Linked DNA regions of Homo sapiens: all the other regions are linked to region 2. A link is a contact called in ENCODE Hi-C or POLR2A ChIA-PET data. All regions are on one chromosome and are shown on one strand. The core of a region is the stretch at or near the end of the contact, and the rest is flanking DNA. Distances in the headings are between cores, read along the strand shown.

Region 1 (4,852 bases), core at 190-2,689, 2.4 Mb after region 2:
TTCACTGACAAAAGCAAATAAGTGAAAAATAACAAAAGAACTTTTTTCAAACTTTTTTCTTACGAGATTACCAAAAAAAAGATTTTTTTTTACAAAATGACATTACTTTTGTTAAAGAGTAATCACTATTACCATTATATGATAGCTTATTAGAGCAATATCTTAAAAGAGCATATACTATATTTAGTATATAATTAATATACAATATGAGTACATGCATTTTTTAGAAGAGTTTCATGCAAATGTCTTGGTTTTGGTGTTGAAACAAAGGTTTTAGTGATATGACAAATTCACTTAAGTAGTACTGGAAAAAATGTCATTAAAGGATAACATTTCCCTTTTTATACACATGGCAATGCATATAAAACCAAATCTCAAACATAAAATGCAAGTATTGCACATTGTTAAACACACTCAACTTGAAGATTCTGATCTGAAAAAAATAGTTCTGGGCCAGGCACGGTGCCTCGTACCTGTAATCCCAACACTTTGGGAAGTTGAGGTGGGAGGATCACTTGAGCCCAGGAGTTCAAGACCAGCCTGGGCAACATAGCAAGACCTCATCTACAAAAATTTAAAAATTAGCTAGGCTTGATGGCAGGTGCCTTCCCAGCTATTCTGGCGGTTGAGGTGGGAGGATTGCTTGAGCCCAGGAGGCTGAGGCTGCAGTGAGCCCTAACTGCACTACTGCCATCCAGCCTGGGTGACAGAGCAAGACCCTATCGCAAAAACATAAAAAATTAAATAGTTCTGTAGTAAATAATTTTTTCTATCTCTTACTGCTTTGTGACAAAACTTCTCGATGGCTGCTTAACTAGGATAAAATACCTTAAATGGTTACTAGTTTAAATATCTTCCAGTTAAACGTGTTATATTAATTATGCAATTCAAAGAGTATGATATGCTAATTAAGACACATTAGAAAAAGGCTGTATCGTAAGCAATCTTAAACTAGTGCCTAGAGGATGGATTAAAAATAATACGGTTTTACATTTCTTACATACCTATAGTATTAATCATAACATACTCTAGAGAAAACAAAACTAATTATACACAAATACACACACACACACACACACACACACACACACACTCCTGTAATTTTTTTTTTTGCAAGTCACTTAGATGGTGTTATAATTCAGTCACTGAAATAAGGGCCCGTGGTGTGGGAGAAAAGGAGCCGGGAAGCAGAGATACAGACAAATGGTTAATTTCACAGGTTTTGTATGTCACAGGTTTAGAGCACCTGGTCTCACTTCTGGGTTGACTCTTCAAATAAGAGAACCTGTAAAACTTATACTTCTTGTGGTTTTTCTATGTGAAGAACTGTCTCCAAAGGTTAGGCATTTCAGGGTAGTCTTCTATTTAGCTGAAGCAAATGACCCAGTTTCACTAGCATACTCGCAGGCCCAGCCTGAGTCATATCACGGGAGGCCAGTCATACAGCCAGCCCCAGCTGCATGCAGCCAACAATGAGCTGCATGGCTCTGCTCAAGACATTTGAGTGCCACATTGCACACGACAGCAAAGTTGGAGGAAATTTCACTTCTTCAGTTTTCTCAGACTTAGAACCAACCAAAAACCATTTTCTCTAAATACAGTTAGTCCTCCTAGAATCATTAGAGAAGCACACCTACTCTAAACTGTTAGAGCCCTGAAACCACAATTTGAGAAATTTCTAACAAGAAGAGGAGAAACAAAGAAATGGGACGAAAACAGATAATACTCATCTGTGGAATATGGAATATTGAGAAATACATGTATAATGACAAGGAGCACCACAAAATTAAATTTCCTTTTCAGTTTATCTTGTACTACTCATATATTTATAACCCCAGTTGATACTCTTTACATACAGATCAGAAACCCTGCACACACCTGCAGTCACTCACCCTACTCACACACAGCGCCAGCTAGCCATTCTTTCCTTCGACTCCATTTTATTTTACAGTCTGAGGCAAAAGAGATACAAGGGTTCTTCTGCTTCTTCCATCACTGTTACTTTAATAATTTCCTATCCTCAACAATCACAAATTTATATAGTTGTTCCTGTATCAGGAGTTTTAGAATTATGACAGTATTATTCCTCTTTGCATTTTTTTCTTCTTAATGAAATGCAAGTAACTATTAGCAGAGGCACAGATAAATGGTTAATTTCACGGGTTTTGTATTTCGCATGTATTTGTATTTAGCATGGTACTAACTTAATGAAATGCAACTAACTATTAGGTTGAGGGCAGAGGCTTTGCAATTGCCACAGGGAAAAATTAAAACTTCTTCTTCTCACCTGAAGACCAGAATAAGTCTAGAAATGTTAGAAATATCCATAAAACCCCTTTAGGTAACTATCTGCAGCTTTAGATCCATAGCATAACCACAGTGTTAACAGAATTAAGACCAATGAATTCAATTTAGGTAAGACCCCCTATTACCATCTTTACAACAGTTTATAAAGCAGAGAAATCCCATGATAAATTATTTTTACATTGTTTAGTCTCCAGATAATCTGTCAGTTCCAAGATGGAACATCAAATATTCTTTCCACATACCGTATATAGAATGAATACATAGGATGACTTGGCAAAATGGATTGAAAATCACCTGTTTAAAAGACTAGCAAGTAGTTCTTCAATCTTATTTTTAGCTTCAACTTCAGATGAACATTTTTTAAATGAATCTTCTTCACTAAAGGACTATCAAAGAAGCATAAATAAGGATTAGCACAAACTCAAATAACTATATCTAATTATTATCAGTGTACAGTCAAATAAATATTCAATACATTCTTCACTAACTTACCTCTTGTCCTTAGTTTGAGCCATTTAGTTCACTTTTATATTAACAGTTTTTTATCTGCAAGCTATTGTACTCACTAGAAAGTTAATATAAAATATTACTGTATTAACAGTTAATATAAAACAGTTAATATAAAATAATTCAAAGTTATGAAAACTCTAAAGCTCTAGTACCAACTCCAAGCTTTATTGTATGATTATGGCAAGAGTTCTTAATCACCTAGGACTTGAATCTAAGTTTATCCTTGGACAAGTTATTTAACCTTTCTAAAGTACGGTATCCTCATCTTGAGAGAGAGAGAATGGAAGGAAGGAAGGAAAGAAGAGAAGTAAGAAGGAATGGACAAACAACAGTACTACCTACCTTGATGCTTTGTTGTGAAGATTAAATGGACTAACATATTTAAAGCACTCAGTAAAGTGCTTGTCCCATAGCAAAAAAATCAGTCAATGTTAACTGGGTGATTATACCTTTCCCATTTGCTAAATCACTGGACTACTCTGAAAACAAGATTTTTAACAGATTAAAATATTTTGCCTCATATATGCATTATAGGCTATTAAAATTAAGTTGCACTGTCTTCAATCATAGTAGCTAACTTAAGATATCAAAATATCAATGCTTAAGATTCCATTTAAGAATACTTATTAATCCAATCTATTAATAATAAATCAGCCTTCTAATAGGAAAGGGATCACATACTAAGCAAACTAGAATAGTAAGAACATGGTACTAAAACTAGAAATCTTTATCTCAAATAATGTGATAACCAGTACTTAATTAAAATAAGTATCATCATGTACCTGAGGTGGTCCTGAGAGTATCACAGGGGAGTTATCCTCTCCAAAACTGAGCTTTTGGATACGCTGAGCAACTGAAATTCCTAATTCTTTTTCTAAAATTTTGGGTGAAAAGGTTTGGAGATCACGCACACTATTGATACCCAGTGCTTCAAGACATTTGGCAGTTTTATAGCCAATACCTAAATAAAAAGAAATGCATACAATGTTAAAATAGCTTTTCTCCTTAAAACAAAGCTAATTAAAATATTATAAATATATCAATCTTATCTTTAAGTTCTATAATTTATACAGTAGTCCCCCCTTATCCACAGGGGATACATTCTAAGACCTTCAGTGGATGCCTGAAACCATGGACAGTATCAAACCCTATATATACAGTACTGTTTTTCCCATTACATATATACCTATGATAAAGTTTAATTTATAAATTAGGCACAGTAAGAGATTAACAATAATAATAAAACAGAACTATAACAATATACAATATACAAGTTATGTGAATGTGGTCTCTGCCTCTCTCTCTCAAAATATCTTATTATTTTCAGACCACAGTTGACTGCAGGTAATAGAAACTGTGAAAAGTGAAACTGCAGATAATGGGGGACTACTGTATTTTGCAAAGATCAAACCCCATTGCAAACTAGGTTGCTGTTCTTCCACTCAGGGCTCCTGAATTATATGCACCTCTTTGAAGTCCTCACAAAATGCAGTAAAATAAAATGAATACAGAGACAGCCAATAAATGCTGTCTTACTAAAACAAAAATTTTACCACCTGTTATGTAATATTCCAGAAATATTCAGAAATCATGATTATTATTAATATACAAAAAGGCTGCCACTAGAGCAATTAAAATAAATTAAGTGTACATATTAGGTAACCTAACTGATTCCTATACGCACCACCACACATTTATCCATAAGTCATATCTAACATTTACCATCCAGAATACAACTATGAGCCAGAAAGCAAACAAACAAAAAATCTTGCTAGCAAAACTGTCACAAAGTTCTTGCACTAAAATTCGGTCATACTTTATTCACAAGAGAAAACAGGCTATTTAATGTCTCCTTATTCTTTTCATTCAAAAACAGTAATTCCACAGTTATCTGGTTTTCTTGCACAGTAAAAGCAGTAAGTTGGAGGAGATGGCTATGTAGGGGGAACTATTAAAGTAGAGTGACAGATTTTTCACAGCAGAAAAAAAAGAAGGTTGGCAATTTGGCAATAAGTGAGAAAGGAGAAAGCCTGTT
Region 2 (4,654 bases), core at 1,124-3,623:
AAAGACTGAGTTGTTATAGCAACCCTAGCTGACTAGCTGAATAGACACCACTGTTTATAAACATTTTTATCAAGTATCTTATGATTTGGTTCTTTATAAACATCATCCAATATAACCTTTTACCATCACAATCCTAGAAGGCAGGTGTTATTAATCCAAGGCTCACAGACAAGGAAGCTGAGGTTCTGAGAGGTTAGTAGTTTGTGCATGGCCATAAAATTTAAGTAGCAAGGCCGGTCATGGTGGCTCATGCCTGTAATCCAAGCACTTTGGGAGGTCGAGGCGGGCGGGTCACCTTAGGTCAGGAGTTTGAGACCAGCCTGGCTAACATGGTGAAACCCCGTCTCTACTAAAAATACAAAAAAGTAGCCAGGCGTGCTGGTGTGTGCCTGTATTCTCAGCTACCCAGGGCGGGCTGAGACAGGAGAATCGCTTGAACCCAGGAGGCGGAGGTTGTGGTGGGCTGAGATTGTGCCACTGCACTCCAGCCTGAACGACAGAGTGAGACTCCGTCTCAAAAAAAAAAAAAGCAAATATTTATTATGGGGACTTCTGTCTATTAAAACCATTACAATGTGCTGATACCACATGAAAAAGGAATGTAATTACTGTGCCTCTGGTGTGGCTGGGTTCAGTTAAGAATTAATTATTTTAATATGTTTCTGCAACACCTTTAGCTTTCTCTTTTCACATGTCCTGGGCTTCAACTATCACCCAATCTGATGACTCTCAAATCTGTAACGTCGTCCTAGTCCTTTTTCTTTAGTTCCAGGCTCATCCCTCTCACGATCTACTATATCTCTCACTTGGATGTCCTACAGGCATTTTAACTCATTTTTAAAAAGCTACACGATTGAAATGTTTTGAGTTATTTTAAATTCCTCTGTCATCTCACTAAATTGGACCAATAATTGTTTCTCAAACATGTTCTTTCCTCTTCATTTCCACTGCAGATGCTTTCCTAATTTAGTTCCTGGATCACCACAGTATCCTCCTAAATGGATCTCACTGCCTTCCATCCTCCTTGATGCTACCTGAGGGCTTTTCTGAAGACACTTTTTCTTTTTCCTTTTTTTTTTTTTTTTGAGACAGGGTCTGGCTCTGTTGCCCAGGCTGGAGTGCAGTGGCGCAATCATGGCTCCCTGCAGCCTTGACCTCCCCAGCTCAAGGAATCCTCCCACCTCGGCCTCCCGAGTAGCTGGGACCACATGTGCGCGCCATGACGCCCGGCTACTTTTTTGTATTTTTGGTAGAGACGGGAGTTTCACCACACTTGTAATTGCAAAATTGCCCTGAAATGATTTTTCCATTCTCTTCCCGACAAAATCCAAATTCCTTAGCTAGTCATTATCTGACCTTGGCCTTCCCTCCAATTTCATCTCCCCAGCTAAATCCAAAGACAGATAATTTGCCACCTAGCCTAATATTTAAAAGAGTACACTGGCGTTAGCCTGCCTTGACTTGAAATCACAGAACCTACTTCACAGGGATTAAATGAACTAGTACACATATAAAGAACTTATGTCTTGCCTGGTACATCATGTGGTAAATATTAGCTATTCTTCTTATCCACCCTCTCAACTCATGCATTTGCACCTGGTGGTCCCCTTGCCTGGAATATTACCTCTCACCATCCATCTAACCCCTGCTTCTCTTTAAAGATTCAATCCAGGAGTCAGATTCCTAGCAAGTTTACCCTGCCCCACCCTTCCATCTCGTTAGTCTCCACCGCTTCCTATTCAAATTATTGTTTGCGTCGGTCACTAGACCGTGAACTTCCTAAAGGAGGGATAGTGTCTTCATCTTTTTGGTCAAAACCTAAAGACAGGTGCACGATACTTTCTGAATGACTGCACAGAAAGCGCCCCATATGTAATTAAGTCTGTTAATAAATATTCCTAAACGTTATTTTGTCTTGTATGTAGACCTGCCCCGAATACAGTACAGGAGCATCTTCAAAGTACTTCCAGTGGGTGCCCTGGACAGCAGCTAAGAACCCCGGGGTAAAACGAGTTTCCTCTCTACTGTTACAAATCAGAAACCTCCTCCGTAAAAGCCTCAGATCTGGGAAACGCGGATGCATATGCCAACTTTTGAGTCTCAGTCTGCGCCTGCGCACGTGACCTCTACACGTCTCCTCTGCGCCTGCGCCGCTCAAGTTAGCGCGAGGCTACTCAGTCGAGGGTGGGACTACGCTTCGCGTTTTGGGATTGGGCGCTGAAGGCCAAACCGGACGACGCGGAAATGACGTCACGCCGGGGGCCCTGCCGCGCGGTGGCTGCTGGGTGCCGCACGCCTTCCCATCCTCCTCCTCTCCCCTCCCCCATCCCTCCCCGCCCCCTCGGCCGCTCCGCTCCCTGGCGTGACTCGGCACTGAGAGTCCCGGGAGAAGACTCGGCGGTCGCCACCTCTTCTGTCCAGGCCTCGGCCTTCCTGAGCATCTCTCCTTCCTCTCCCAGATCGTCTTCTCCTTCAGTTTCAAAGCCAGTGGCGTCGCGGCCACCCTGCCGGGCTCTCTGTGAGGATGGTGGGGGTGAAGCCCGTCGGGAGCGACCCGGATTTCCAGCCAGAGCTGAGCGGCGCGGGCTCCAGACTCGCCGTGGTCAAGTTCACCATGAGAGGGTGAGGCCAGGCTCGAGCTCTGTGGGTCCCCGTCTGTCCTTCCTTGCTTTCCTTTCACTCTTTGTTGGCCCTGGTTTCCTAGCCGTCTGCTGCCCCGGAGTGTCCGGCAGTCGCCGCAGCCCCAGGAGCTGCCGGAATTAGGCCTCGTTTCTCGGGTGTGAACCCCCATTTATGCACAGGGGTTCCTAGACGGGCTCGGGGGCCTGGCTGGCCGGCTTCTCCAGCTCAGGAGATTTCTCACCTGCTCCTTTTCAATTCTTTGACAAACTGGTTTTGGGGGTGGCCCGCCCCTATTCCTTCCAGCCTGTGGGAGTCTCCGCAGCCACCCTTGCCTGAGCCTGACCCCTTCTTTCTGCAGAGCCAGCTGTCATTTGCATCTCCAGAGCTCCAAAAGCTTAATTTACCGAACACTTTGTTTCTCTTCACCACCTACATCTCTCTAAAGCCTTTGAAGATTCAGATGGGGCGATCTAACTAATATGCGTAGCTCTGAGTCCTGAATTTCTGCTAATGCATTTCGAACTAAGTTAACGTTGGGTTAGGGTGCTTTTTAAATTATTTGAACTTTTTTCTTCCTCGTTCGGCCACTAACTTGTAGCTTAGGCTCCCCTATGTATGCGATTGCAACTGGTCACACACGACAGTACATATATAATATATTTCAGGTGGACAGTTGGCCGGATGTCTTAGTTTGACCCGGCTCTGTTTTTTCACTTAAGAGGACAGGGATCTTGAAAAATGTTAACTGTCTTTGGTAAATATCAACAAAATTATAGGTCGTAGAAAAGGTGGACCTTTTATAGTGGATGTGTAGTAAAGTTCCTTTGTAAGAATGACATGTTGGAACTCGGCGTTGAGAACCAAGATTTCAGCGTGTGTGTGTGTTTCACAGATCTCTCCTTGTGTATGTCGATAGTATTTAGTTAGAAGTATGAGAGGTTTCCGCTTTATTTTCCTTGACCCCTTGGCGTTATTTATACATCTAACTTGGAGCAGTCTACTGCTGGTATCACTGTTTATGTAACACACTTTCTTGTCCAAATAACTGTATAAACACAAAATTCCATTTTGAATTTCAGAGCAAAAAACAAAGTTTCTACTAGATGGTTCACTAAATGTTGAGTATATAAATGGTGGCATTAGGATTATATCGTTTTAGGGAATGGATGCAGATAGATATGAAAACAAGTTAAGACTTATTTTTGGACCAGTCTCTCTTACACTGAATTGAAAAAGGATAGTACCTTGCATTTCATATGGTGGGCTAGAGTACCCATATGATATACGGAATTTTGCATTTACTAAATTTAAAAGGATAAGTGATGTCATATATATAAAACACCTAAAAGGAATGTTAGAATTCTATAAATGTGTCTTCTCATTTTTAGCAATTTTGTGATGTCTGTATTCTTAATAATAGGGGAATACCTGTAGTACATTAAGTATCTAGGCCACAGTAGAAAAGGGAAGATAGGATTTCAATAAGGAACCTCACCTCACTTTTAGTTCACTTATTCTAATTCTGGCCCGTCGAAGCTTTTATATTTTTGTCCCTCAATGATATATTGTTTTTCTCCCTTACCATAGCAGTGGGAGAGATAATAAAATAATAAATAAATATTGATTGAAGTGAGAAAACTGGGGAAACATTGCTGCGAAGGAAGGTTTTTTCTATCAGTGTGGTGTCACTTAAGCATAAGCATAACTGCAGACATTGATTGGTAAGGAACTGTTACATTTAAAAAGGTATTTTAGTGGAATTAAAATTTTTTTTCTTTGTAAAAACCGAGGGAAAATTAATGTTTGGATTTAGAGTAAGTTCAAAAGCATATTTATATTACGTTTACAAATCTGGTAAGATTATTGTATTTACCTTTAATATTCCTCGAACTTATTGGCCATTAATACATCCTGTCTAAACTCATTGTCAATAGAACCCCAGAATTATGTATATGACGGGTCAGTATTAGACTCAGAAACAACTGTATTCAGTAAAATCTTGTAAGAATCCTCTTAGATCAAAGTTAATGCT
Region 3 (4,704 bases), core at 1,070-3,569, 2.0 Mb before region 2:
ACAAGAGTTGTCAGGAGGGTTTAAGAAAATAATGTGGCCAGGCAGGGTAGCTCATGCCTGTAATCCCAGTACTTTGGAAGACTGAGGCGGCTGGATCACCTTAGGTCAAGACCAGCCTGGCTAACACAGCAAAACCCCGTCTTTACTAAAAATACAAAAAAATTAGCGGGCTGTAGTGGCGCACGCCTGTAATCCCAGCTACTCAGGAGGCTGAGGCAGGAGAATTGCTTGAACCTGGGAGGCGGAGGTTGTAGTGAGCCACGATCACACCACTGCACTCCAGCCTGGGCGAAAGAGCAAGACTCCATCTCGGAAAAAAAAAAGATAATGCAAAAATAAGAAGAATAAAGAAGAATGAAGCAGCAGCAGCAGCATGTAAACATTTAGTATATTTTGTGGTACATACCATGTCCTCAATAAAAGATAAAAATCCATTATCATTCATACCCAACACAGCATTTAATATGTTATTGTAAAGGTCCCCAAATAATAGTCCATTCCTGGATAAACCCTTATGATTAGGAATTGAATATTTGTTAGTTTTTTATCTTCTAAAATTTCTAGCAAATAATAAGCACTTAATAAATACCATTTTGAATGAATGACTTTCCTCTCATCAAGTATTTACTAACCTCTATACATAACAGAATATTAAGAGACAGTTTTTGTTCTTAAGGCATTTATAAAGATGTGTACAAATAATTATACTGTAAGACAAATCTTTGTCATTTGAGAAGTTCAAAAAACTGCTAAGGGGTTCAAAGGCAGGCCAAAGTTACAACAATGGTATAAAGTAATGGTTCTAAGTGGGGTCTGGGAACCCCTAGTGCAGTTCCTGAGACCCTTTCGCGGGGTCCACAAGGTCATAAAGATTTTTCATAACAATATTAAGACTTTATTTAGCTTTTTCATTCATTCTTTCAGGAGTGGACACTGCAGTTTCCAGCGTTCTGTGACCTGTAATAGTGCGACAGACTGAATGCAGAAGCACATAAACGAATCCAGCTCTGTGATTAAGCCAAGACATTAAAGAGATCTTCAAAATGAAAACCAATGCCACTTCTCTAATAGACTTTTTTGTTTTGGAAAATTTGTTTTTCCACGAAAGTATTATTTCTGTTACCATATAATGGGTTATTCTTTTTAAATAAATTAATATTTTTTAAATGTCTTAGCTTTAATTTCAAAGGTGGTAAATATCAGTATGTATTACATGTATGTATTATCTCTAACCCACATAAGAGCTCTCTGGGGTCCTCAATAATTCTTAAGAGGGTAAAGGAGTCTCGAGACCAAAACTTCAGGAACCCTAATACAGCCATTCCAAACCTAACAAGGAAAATAGTTTTACTTCGAGTTTCATGTTCATGGTGAAGTCAAGAAGAGAACGTGGTAACCTGGTTTGATGGAGGGAGATGATGAGTTCGGCGTCAGTCTTTCCCAATACCTTGCAAAATGTTCATGAATTCCTGCACCCCACCCTCTGCATTCATCACCTCGCCTGCGCTTCTTCCCAGCCTTCCTTAGGTCTCCCAGAGCAGTGTCCACATCCCTTTCTTTTGCATTTTAAGTCCTCTGGATGACTGCCCCATCCTAGGGGTCCCCTGACAGCTTTCCTTCTCTCACTATCCTCCGGGGTCAACCTCGACTTCTCCCTTTCACCAGGGGCGGGGGTGGGAACAGGGAGCGAGGCAGCCGCTGGGCCACTTTTGCCTCCACCCTCCAGAGCCCTGGGCCCCGCTCTCAAACCCCAGGCGTTCCGGGGAGCTGCTGAGTTCCGCTCCGCCTCAATGACCGAAGTCCTCCCCACCTCCGCTCACTCACGCCGGCGGCCCCCGCCGCGCTCAGCCCCACCGACAGCGCCCCCACCTCCCCACCGCAGCCCACCCCGCTCGACCCGCGCGCCCGGCCTGCCGCGGCCCTGAGCTCACCTGAGGCGGAGGCGCCCGCGACTCCCCGCCAGCTCCGCCAGTCTCCTCCAGCCCCGGCCCTCGGGCGCCTGATCCAGGAGCTCGCTGAGCCTCCGCAGCAGCGGCTCCCGCAGGCGGTTGAGGGTCGCGCCGGCCGGAGGGGCGAGCAGCGGCCCCGTGGGGGCGGCCGAGGGCGGCAGGGCCTGTAGCGGGTCCCCCAACAGCGACATGGCCCTCGCCGGCGACCCCGGACTGCCGGGGCTCCCGCCCGCCCCGTCACGGGCCTCGGCCCCGGGGCACCTTCCGCTCGCCTCCGAGCCGCGGAGGCAGGGGCGGAAGAACAAATCTGGCAGCGCGGCACGGCCCTCAGAGGAGGAAGCTCCGCTCCCCGCCCCAATTAGACAGGTTTGCCGAGGGGAGCCTGGCCTGCTGGCCGCGCCAGCCGCGCAAAGGGGCGGGGCACCCGGGGGGCGGGGCACGGAGCCTCGAGGGGCGGGACCTTGGGCCTCGAGGGGCGGGGCGGGGCTGCCTACTGCGTGCGTGCGGCTGCGCGCCTCCCTCGCCCTCCCCCGCGGTCCCGGGCTGGCCGTGGCGCGCGCTTCAAACCCAGCCCTCCCGAGCAGGAAAGGACGGGTGGGTGCAGCTGGAGGAGGAAGCGGTGGAGGAATTACGCCCCGGCAGCTCCTCTACGGCGGGGAAGCCTGCGGCGTCTGGGCTTCCTGAGACCGTGGGAGGAGGCCTGCGTACTCACGCCAGAGAGCGGGGCAAGCGGTTCTCAGTCGCCGGCTCCCGCCCGCAGTCCCCGGCGAGCGCTCTCCCCTGACTCAGGGACTTTCATGTGCCCGGCGACACACCAGCATCCTGCAGTGGGCAACCTCAGCGGACGCTTCCTCGTTTTAGGGTTAGATGTGTATGGCATTGCTAGAGGGAAGTAGTGCTGGAGATCCGGATACTTGAGTTGGAATTGGCCAAAATCTTTGCCTAGACTTTTAAACAATTACTACTTTGCAAACTGAGCTGTGGCATATTTAGGGCTAATCAGATCTTGGAAATGATTGTTTTTAGCAGGAATCATCTGGTTTACACCGCGTCAGACTGCCGCCCGCAATCTCCGTCATCAAAGCAGGCAACCCTGTAGAGGATGCCTTTCCCTGGAATGATCCGGAATGGACGACACCTGAGCTCTCTCTGCCAATCTTAGCAACATCCAAGGCCATTATCCCTTTGAAAACTATGGCTTCGTTTGGGACAAAAAGGAAGTAACTTACGAAATGTGACCAGTCAGGTAGTTCCCTACACGAGGCTTCCTGGCCCAATTTCTGTTGCCATTAGCTTTTCATCACCCAAGGCCGCAGGATTTTCTGACCAGTAATTTGGATACCTATATTCTTATACATGTTGGCGAGGTAGGTGCGCCATACAGTCTCCACCACATTCTAGCACAAGCAGTCATTAAACTTCACTCTAGCATAAGTTAAGAATTCAGACTGCAGTGAGATGGCTAAGAGCATGAAAGATCTGCTCGATTCAAGTGTTAGGAGCTTGAATAAGTTTCTTAATTTCTCTGCCTCATCTATTAACACAGGACTGACAATACAGTTTATATAGAGTTGTTGCCAGAATTAAAGGAGTTGATGTATGTGAAGCACTTAACTCGGTAACTGGCACATCGTAGATGACTCAGTAAATGCTATTACCCTTACACATACAAGTGCCGTTTCATACTCAGTTTGACTTGGCAAGCCTTTCCCAACCGCTTCAGGTGCCTTCCTGTTTTGTCCTCAATTACTGTACAAATATTTTCTGAGGATCTGTTACCTGCATGTGCCAATTATGGAAATAAAATCTTCTAGTCTTTACTGGAATCCTGCCTTTTAATTTAAATTCAACAGAGGTCTTCTAAATTTAGACTTCTTAGAAAAGTCTGCCATGTACAAAGCGTTGCTTATGCAACCTCTCGTGTGCATACGAGTTAAATGGGTGCCAGTGTTATTTACTCTTAGCCAATATAGCTCAGCTGGGCACTGTTTTGACCTCGAGTTGTACGCCCCCACCCTGGCTTCCCAAGTGACTGCCTCCCTCGTTTTACCCTACTCCCAACCTTTTTTTCCACCTAGCAATTTTATACCCTATCCAGTCACTACCCGCCACCCTCCATCCTCTACCCAAACTGACATTACCTTTTTTGACTGGTCTTTTTCTCTCCTCAATCAAATGTTAATATTTCTATGACATAATTTCACTCCTGTGGTTCTCTTATGGGCATAATGGTATAGTAGAATGTGACCTTTAAAGTTAGTCCTGAATTGGAAACTTGATGTTGCTGCCACTTACTAGTCTAGTGGTGGAACTTAGGTGATCTACTTAACCTCTCTGAGCTTCAGTTTCCACACCTGTAAAAAGTGGAAAATAATAGTACCTAATAGTGTTATATAGCGTCAGGGAGAAGTATGTGCATTGTATATTAGTACTCTTAAAACTGCTACATCAATTTTGGGAACAATGTAAATAGTAATTCAGCTTTCTTTTCTATATTAACCGTTATGTTTATATAAAGATAGGAGAAAAATTGGGGGTAAAGATCTGGCTTTTAAATGTCCCTTAAAAGTTCATGCATGTCTATAGATAATAGCCTTGGGAGTTCTTCCTCATTAGTTCAAAGTGAAATAGATCTTTGTAAATCCAGACAATTGGCAGGAAGCTTGTGGTTTCAATATATGGAACTCCATTGATGTAATCTTCAAAGCACTCATAGGTCTGGAAACTGACTCATAGGATTTTTTTCCTTTATACA

What was found. A loop is a pair of places that touch in the nucleus more often than their neighbours do. ChIA-PET counts read pairs that join two places held with the same protein, here RNA polymerase II (POLR2A). Pooled maps may share reads with other maps.
Region 1: a loop to region 2 is called in a pooled map, with 5 times the contacts of the local background. The contact joins the enhancer-like site here to the promoter of TXNL1 in region 2. A Hi-C loop is called at or near these places in 3 of 50 pooled maps. POLR2A ChIA-PET finds 5 or more read pairs at or near these places in 2 of 52 experiments (activated CD4-positive, alpha-beta memory T cell and activated T-cell).
Region 3: a loop to region 2 is called in a pooled map, with 8 times the contacts of the local background. The contact joins the promoter of MALT1 here to the promoter of TXNL1 in region 2. A Hi-C loop is called at or near these places in 1 of 37 single-sample maps with no recorded cell type and 6 of 50 pooled maps. POLR2A ChIA-PET finds 5 or more read pairs at or near these places in 1 of 52 experiments (T-cell).

The regions. Positions count from the first base shown.
Region 1 is chr18:54,281,763-54,286,614 of GRCh38, reverse strand. It overlaps POLI (DNA polymerase iota), which reads right to left. Exons shown (of 10, transcript NM_007195.3): 6 at 3,600-3,778; 7 at 2,602-2,693. Among named protein-coding and RNA genes, the nearest start is that of POLI, 15 kb to the right of the region's middle. RefSeq lists an enhancer at 1,216-1,405. Within about 2 kb of position 1,439, at least 4 of the 41 ENCODE cell types and tissues checked have a DNase peak (open chromatin) inside an H3K27ac peak, as active enhancers do.
Region 2 is chr18:56,636,311-56,640,964 of GRCh38, reverse strand. TXNL1 (thioredoxin like 1) reads left to right here and starts at 2,373. Exons shown (of 8, transcript NM_004786.3): 1 at 2,373-2,622. The coding sequence starts at 2,525. RefSeq lists enhancers at 1,351-2,335, 2,495-2,554, 2,336-3,321 and a silencer at 2,135-2,344.
Region 3 is chr18:58,669,080-58,673,783 of GRCh38, reverse strand. MALT1 (MALT1 paracaspase) reads right to left here and starts at 2,319. Exons shown (of 17, transcript NM_006785.4): 1 at 1,932-2,319. The coding sequence starts at 2,140. MALT1-AS1 (MALT1 antisense RNA 1) reads left to right here and starts at 1,911. Exons shown (of 2, transcript NR_164150.1): 1 at 1,911-2,315; 2 at 2,976-3,775. It overlaps LOC105372146 (a long non-coding RNA gene), which reads left to right. Exons shown (of 4, transcript XR_935537.3): 4 at 925-1,171. LINC03110 (long intergenic non-protein coding RNA 3110) reads right to left here. Exons shown (of 4, transcript NR_187442.1): 4 at 4,436-4,704. RefSeq lists a silencer at 1,791-2,580 and an enhancer at 2,741-3,000.